Linked DNA regions of Homo sapiens: region 1 is linked to region 2. The links are chromatin loops, found by intact Hi-C in ENCODE. Cell type or tissue: PC-3. All regions are shown on one strand.

What was found. Peaks named below come from ENCODE experiments on the same cell type or tissue, not always from the same donor. Only the 100,000 strongest peaks of a DNase experiment are listed, where the experiment ranks them.
Region 1: it touches region 2 in a loop (5-fold over the local background); 1 of 110 quality-filtered maps calls a loop at or near these places.

What each region holds. Positions count from the first base shown.
Region 1 is chr4:5,746,394-5,750,393 of GRCh38, reverse strand. EVC (EvC ciliary complex subunit 1) reads right to left here. Exons shown (of 21, transcript NM_153717.3): 8 at 2,088-2,246. Among named protein-coding and RNA genes, the nearest start is that of EVC, 37 kb to the right of the region's middle. In PC-3, no CTCF peak of the experiment used is centred here; DNase peaks (open chromatin) are centred at 2,173 and 2,813; H3K27ac peaks cover 2,226 bases.
Region 2 is chr4:5,633,864-5,637,863 of GRCh38, reverse strand. The region is part of intron 10 of EVC2 (EvC ciliary complex subunit 2); the gene reads left to right. Among named protein-coding and RNA genes, the nearest start is that of EVC2, 73 kb to the left of the region's middle. In PC-3, no CTCF peak of the experiment used is centred here; DNase peaks (open chromatin) are centred at 1,863 and 2,433; H3K4me3 peaks cover 482 bases; H3K27ac peaks cover 1,656 bases.

The DNA.
Region 1 (4,000 bases), 110 kb before region 2:
CTTCTTCCTATTTGGAAGTTATTGGCTGATACTCTGGCCAGAGTCAGCTAAGGATGTATTTTCTTTTTTCTGCATCAATATCCTGCTGATAGCAAAAGAAAAAAATATAGGAAGAAAAGTCTTTCACCTTTGCAGAGCATTAATGAGTCAGCAGCCTTATCAAACTGAAATCCAATTCAAAGGGGCTTGGGCAGCAAACCAGGAAGCTTCAGGCCCAGGCTCAGCGATGTCATTAGAGAGGACGGGGATCTTAGGTGGATCACTGAGTGGGCTCCTTATCTGCGTGCTGTGAATAAAATATCTTCCATACCTATCTTTCGGCAGTGTTGACAGAAAAAAAAGGCCATGTGTGTATATACCGAGAAAAAGCACATGAAGTTCTCAAACAACTGTGTGGATGTGGGGGTCTTGTTAAAGTGCAGATCCTGCTTGGGAAGGGTGGAGGACAGGATTCTGCACTCTAACCAGCTCCCAGTGTTGCCGATGCTGTGGTCTGTGGATCACACCTGGAGGAGCAGAGCGGATTGGGAGAGGCATGTGGTGTGCAAGGGGAGGCAAAGATCCGTTGAGGCTTGGCTTTCCCACGGGTCTGAGGAGCTGAGTCTGTGCTGAGGGCAGGGTGGCCACTGCAGGGTTCTGAGCCGAGCTGCCACACGGGCTGGTGCACAGGACGGGGAAATGGGTGCAGGGCAGCATCAGAGGGCTCGTTCCCTGGCCCTAGTACACACTGGCGCACACAGGATGAGCCCAATGTGTACCAAGAGGAACCCAATGGTGACTGGGGTGTTAGGAGTCACTCAGCATCTAGCCAGGCCCTGTCTGTGGCAACTCTTAGCACTATTATTTTATAAATAGAGGAACAGACGCGCAGAGAGGTTAAGTAATGTGTTCAAGATCACACAGCTCCAAACAACAGAGCCCAGAGTCAAAGCTGGATTCGCAGATTTCTCTCCCACGGGTGTCCAACCCTTTGAATGTGAGGACTTTTTTGCTTATCTGTGGTTGGCAGGCTTCACAAAAATAAGGAGGGACCTTTTTTTTTTTTTTTTTTTCCGCTCATCAGCTATCGTTAGTGTTAATGTATTTTATGTGTGGCCTAAGACAATTCTTCTTCTTCCAATGTGGCCCAGGGAAGCCAAAAGGTTGGACACCCATGCACCAGGGGTTTGTATCCCTGGCCTCCCGTCAGAATAGTTCAGGGAGTTTTAAAACCCACAATGCCAGGGCCTCCACTCCAGACCAATCATATTAGAACCTCAGAGTGAAGGCCAGGAAAAGGCATTGTTAAAGAACTCTGCAGGCAAAACAGGGCAATCAGGAAAGTCAATCAATGCTCTGTCTACACCAGTGGGCGTCAACCCCAGCTCCCACCATCGTCATTGGGGAGCTCTAAAAACCCCAATGCCCAGCCAGGTTGCACCCCAATCTGATTAAGTCAGAAACTCTGGGATGGAGACCCATCTGGGGCCCAAGAATCAGTACTTTTTAAAGCTCCCAGATAATTTCAATGTGTAATTTCAGGTTTAGGACCAGTGTTCTATGCTCCAGTAATACTGAGCTGGCCAGAGCCTTCACTCATTGGATAGACGGATGGATGGATGGATGGATGGATGGGTGGATGGATGGATGGATGAGTAAATGGATGGATGGGTGGATTGATGGGTGGATGGGTGGGTGGGTGGATGGGTGGACGGGTGGATGGATGGGTGGGTGGATGGATGGATGGAGGGATGGATGGATGGATAAATGGGTGGGAGGGCAGATGGATGGATGGGTGGGTGGATGGATGGGTGGATGGATGGATGGATGGGTGGATGGATGGATGGATAAATGGGTGGGAGGGCAGATGGATGGATGGGTAGATGGATGGATGGATGGAAGGGTCAATGGGTGGATGGATGGGTGGATGGATGGATAAATAAATAAATGGATGAATGAATTTACTGTTGTTGTTGGTTTTTTTTTCCCTGAGGCTCTATATAACCAGCTACAACATGAATCTGTTAGATTTAAGGATGTCAAGCCTCAGGATTCCATATCTCTAGTCTGAATATCTTTATGTTCCCTCCCGCCCCCTCCAGCATTACCAGAGCCTGCAGCTCCTGAGAATCGCACAATAGCCCTTCGGCTGCAATCATTCTTTCCGTCAGAGTCATCATCAGCTGTCGGGCTTTGGAGCTGGAACACTTAAACTGGTCCACAAGAAAGTGCTGGATATTTGCCATCTGTTTCCAGAAAGCTTCCATCTGTGAAATGAGCACAAGCAGCAAGAAGTGAGGTGAAAAACTTACTTAAGAAAGCCAAACGGTGCGTGCTCGGGAATTACAATTCACTCCCTATCACAAACAAAGATTCTAAACAATTCTACAGTTTCAGTGAGTTTATCTTGGCAACAATCACGTTCTACAGTGAAGTTCTTTCTGGTTCCATTGTCTGGTTCCAGTGTCAGTCAGTTTTGCAATGGTGTTTCAGCAGACACGAGAGCACTGCTGCTAAGGAAAGAAAGCAGTAGCTTGTCCAGCCTACAGACTCTTGCACAGGTCATTACAGCTACCTAGGGGCCGATGAAATGTGACAATGTGCTCATGGAAGCTTTGGCAATTTTAAATGGGATTAAATACTTCCTGGAAGTAAAAGCATAAACAGATGTTTAAATATTAGTTATTGTCCTAAAAGTACAAAAGCTTAATATGGCAGAGAGGATGCTGACCATGAAAACATTTTGCTTTAAAATCTTCCCTCCCCCTCATTTTATCAGGAGCAGAGCTGGGAATTCCCAAGTGGCTTAGAATGCAGGAGGTTTAATTGAGTCATCACAGCCAGTCAGAGCTCTAAGGACAATGACACTAGGAATCGGAGCAACTTTCCCTCATGGCCCACAGGCTGTTCGCCAGGCTCTGTGCTTCACACATTTGATATCATGATAAAGTATGTATCTAGAGGTGTAGGAACAGGCTCGGGGGAGTTAGGTCACTTGTCAGAGGTCATGGACCCAGTGAAAGCCCGGATTTGGTTCAGGTCCATTTAACTCCACGGCTGAGGTTGCCTCCATCTTGGCTCAGCCTCTGAGAGGCTGAAATGGACACTTCTGGCTGGACTGGGCATGGGAGGGGGCAGGGGTTAGTGTCACCAGAAACCCATGATTTTGTTGCTGTGACTCAAGATCATGAAACTCTGTCAGCCTCAACTGCGGTGTCGGTCTGGCTCTGCCAGGAGGAAGCCTGCACCCAGATGAACACCCCTCATCAATGCGGCTCCCCATCTCAGGGCCCCATTGCCTCCCAGTAAACCCCATACATGCTGCTCCTCCTCTCATCCCTGCCAGGAGGGACCTCAAACCTGCCTGACACCCTCAGGCTCTCACCCTGCTCTTCCCCTTGGAGCCATCAGATGACCTGCCTTCCACCTGCCACGTGACTGCAGACTGTCACCTGCCAACTCTACACAGCCCGCTCTGCTTACAAACTCCTGATTCTCTTGGCGTCCATGACATGATTTTCTCCTGCTTCTGCAAAGCCCATCCAATTCCTCCTCTGCTTTCTTGTCCCAATTCTTCTCATCCGCTCCTCCTTAAATATGGGCAGGATCCAGGATTTGGCACCAAAGCTCTTTTCTCTTCCCATTTTACACACCATTTCTAGGCCAGAGGTCACCATTTTTGGAGGTCACCAATACTTTGGAGAATCTTATGAAAATTCTGAACCCTGTCCCTGAGAAAGGCAGACATGGACAAGATACTGCACACAGCGTTGGGGGTTCTGTGGACCACCGGAATCCAGGCTGGCCCTCTTCCTTAGCATCCTGGCCCACAGTTCTAAGAACATTCTGGCCCTCAAAGTCCTCTAACCTGGGCTCTCATGGAGACCCTCCATCTCCAAGCCTCTCCTCTCAATATTGGACCTATTCAGAGGACAGGAGCATTGGCTCCCTCCCTCCCATGAGCATCTTGCTCTGGGGCGCTTATTTCAGCAGCACTGACCCTGGACCCCCTCCTCCTCCC
Region 2 (4,000 bases):
CTGTCTGATTTCAGAACCAAAGCTGAAAAAGAAAAAGCCCTGAAAAAAAAAAAAAAGAGAGAAGCCCATCCCACAACTCAGTGGCAGAGGATCATTCATTCTGCCCATTGTTGAGTTTCTATTGTATACCTAACCCTGGAGATACAGGGATGGCTCAGGCAGCCTTCACACCTGCCCTCAGTTGCCAGCATACATTTTAGCCTTTTGCTTTATCCATTTATTTTTATAAAGTAAGGATTATGCAGTTTGTATAGTTGTATATATGTCTTATTTTCACTTTACATCACAGTATACACATTTGCTGATTTTATTAAATACTCTTAAAAAATACGATGTGTAACAATAACAGCTCATCCTTCCTTAGCATGCATGGTGTGTCTGGCATTGTTCCAAGCACATCCCATTGACTCTCTTTAGCGTTCACAACAACTCAGTGAGGTAGGGACTGAGAGGATCTCACTTTGACAGGTGAGGAAACTGAGCTGGGGAAGGTTCACCTGCCCGAGGACAGTCAGCCTCATGTCCAGCAGCATGCCCCCAACCACTGCGCACACTGCCCCCTCCTGCAGTGGAGGTTACGTCCCCCTGCTGTGCGCCCCATGTGAACCCGTCCTGTGGGGCACCTAGAATGTTTCTAGTGGCTTTGCTATCAAAAGACTGCCTGGGGCAATGCTTTTTTATGCGGAGAGCATGAGGATAGGATGCTGGGTCGGTGCCCTACTCCCATCTGTCACGCAGTCCCTCTCCTCCTCAGGGCTTCCTGACCCTGCTCTCTCCAGGGCTTTTCTGCAGCCTGTCTCTCCCACCCACACCACCTTGCAAGCCAGCGTGTATTGGGCAGGCACCATCACTCCGGATGTCCTAGGTCACTCTGTTCAAAGACAAGCAGCCGCCTTATTTGAACCAATCTGTTTCCAGAAATAGTATCTGAGCTGCAGCATTTAATAGAACTAGTTTCCTTCCAGTCCATGCAAGTGATTCCATCTCACAAAACCACAGACTGCTTTATAATTATCCATCATGTGTTATAGTCATCTTTAAATAAAATACATAAAAATATTTTGGATGTATTATTCCACCAAGAATTAGTTTTAAAAAAGAAAAGCAAAAGGAGCAGTATCAGCTTTCCTGAGTAAAGTTTAGTACAGTACAGTCATCCCTCCCTTGATACCCAGGAAGCATTGGTTCCAGGACCCTCCCCACCATCCCACCCCCATGGATACCAAAATCCACAAATTCTCAAGTCTCTGTTATAAAATGGTGTCGTATTTGCACATAACCTACACAAATGCTCCTGTATACTTTAAATCACCTCTGTTACTTGTAATACCTAATACAATGTAAATGTTATGTAGTTATAAATAGTTTGTATAAATGCATAAAAAATAGTTTAGGGAATGTTGTTTAGGGAATAACAACAAGAAAAAAATAGTCTGTATGTGTTCAATACACACAGAAATTTTTGACCTGCAGGTGGTTATATTTATGGATGCAGAACCCACAGATACAGAGAGCTGACTGTAATTAATGTAGAGCTGAAATTTGTTCATACTATAATATTTAAATGCGTATATAATGCCTTATAGTTCTCAAAGCATTTCTCCATTGAGAAACCTTGGGGAGAGTATTGGGGGATATAGGCACAGAAGGCAGGTTGCTGGGGTTTATTTCCTCCCTCTTTTCCTCCAGTAGGCACGTTACCCAGTCACCCTGGGTCTCCTTTCCCCATCCTTAAGACAGGGATAATCATGATGCCTGAGGTCTTAGAGGGCTGTTGTGAGTATAAGTAAGTTAATTCTCGTATAGTACTTCAGCCATTGCTCGGCGCTGAGTCAACCTTGGACAAGGGTTTATTATGATTCATAACTGAATGTAATTTTTAAAGATGCCTGTGGTGTAGAACACAGAATGTGAACTCTTTCTACTTGAAGGTGGGCAAACCGAAGCCCGGAGGGGAAGTGACTGGCAATCCAGCTTCCTGCATCCAGTTCAGAGCTGGGTCCTTCCTCTGGGGTTCGTCTTCTATACCCAGGCTCTCCCCGCTGCTTTTCTGCCACTGAAAGAGGAGGCCCAGCAGATGTCTTGCCCTGGGCTGCCTGAGGCTTTCTAACCCCTGTGTGAGTCTTTGTCCTCAGCACAAGAATTCTGACATTTTCACCGTTTCTGATGGATTTGTTTTTATAAAACATTTTCACAATTTGCCTGTCTTTCTGAGTATGGGGAGTATGACAGCACAGTCGTCACTTTCGAGCGTGATTTCACTTTGTGATGCTGTAGAGTCAACATGCACAGCAGCTGCTGCAGCCAGCCTGATGCAGGCCTGTGCTTCTCACACTGGAACTTCTGTATCCTCCCTTAAGGTTTATGCCCCCTACTCCCTCCATGGGACACTCCCTCCAGGGGACACTTGCTTTTCTAGGTGTTGGAAGCCATAGGATGCATGTGCCTTATCTCCCTGAAGTCTTTTTCATTGAGAAGTTCAATAGTGGGTTGGGGGTGAGTAATCATTACTTTCACATTCCTTTATAATGCACATTTGTGGCCAGGTGTGGTAATCCCAACACTTTGGGATGCCGAGACAGGTGGATCACCTGAGGTCAGGTGTTTGAGACCAGCCTGGCCAACATGGTGAAATCCCGCCTCTACTAAAAATACAAAAATTAGCTGGGCATGGTGGTGGACACCTGTAATCCCAGCCGCTTGGGAGGCTGAGCCAGGAGAATCACTTGAACCCAGAGGGCGGAGTTTGCAGTGAACCAAGATAGCAGCACTTCACTCCAGCCTGGGCGAAAGAGTGAGACTCTGTCTCAAAAAAAAAAAAAAAAAAAAAAAAAGCACATTTGTTGACAGTATTTAAAATATAAACTTTTATTTAAGAAAACCCAGATTTCCAGCTAAAGGATGGGAAGACTGAGCTGTGTTGAGTCCGTATTCCTGCAGAGCCCTTTGGTGGACGGGGTGGAGGCTGCCCCTACAGGCAGGGCGTGCTCTTTGCACTTTGCCCCATTCCCCAGTAGTTCCTAGTGCCTGTCACACCAGGCAGCCTCACTCATTTGGAAACATGACCTCCCCTGTTTGGCAGGCCCAGGGGTGTGCCTCCCCTGCTTTAGGGCTTAGTTTTCTCATCTCTGCCATAGGAGGTTGAACTAGGTCAGGGGTGGAACTCACATCTGCAAGGCTCTGAACTCCCTTTTGAAGTGGGCATGGGAGTCCTGTCCACATGTATTTTAGAGAGTGTTTCACTATGGCACAAATACATCATTGCCTCATACTTTATTCTTCGGCAGAGATATGATTCTAAAAAAGGCCCAAATATTTTATTTTAGGATTTGTGTGTGTGTCTGCTTTTTATCTTGCCTGTGAGAAGCTAAATGGAAATTACCCCGTATTTCATTTCTATTAATTAAAATAAATTGAAGTTTGGGACTTGTCAAATTCTATACTGTCAAAAAAAGAAGGTCGCTTTGATGGATGAACCGACATAACTGGGCACCAGCTAGTCATTCGTAGCGGAATGCCCCTGCGGTGCCCAGACTCAGGGTCCTGACACCCTCCTGGTTGTTGGTGAATTGCATCCTTTGATTTAGATCAAGTCAGCTGTGAATACCATTTCTCTGTAATAGAGTGACTCATTATGTCGAATCTAATCCTTTGTTATAAAATCAGCTTTTTAAAAAGACTGAATTGTTATTTGGTGGGCAAGGCAAGCTATTAGTATGGGCAAGGGTCCTGACAGAGTTGCCAAGAGGATGCACATAAAAGCCTTTGACTTGTAGCCTCATGGCCCCTGCTGTCATCCACTAGGCTTTGCTGTGAGCACCTGCAAGGCAGGGGATGCCATGTGTTGGCCCTTGGACCTCTTTAGAAGGCTCTAAATAATGCTTGTCTTTCTGGCCCAGATTCTGAACAAATCAAACAATAAGTAAAAGGGACTGGAGAGACGGAGAAAGCTAGAGATCAGCATGTCACCTTTGAGAGCTTCTGTGAGTTATTGGAAGTG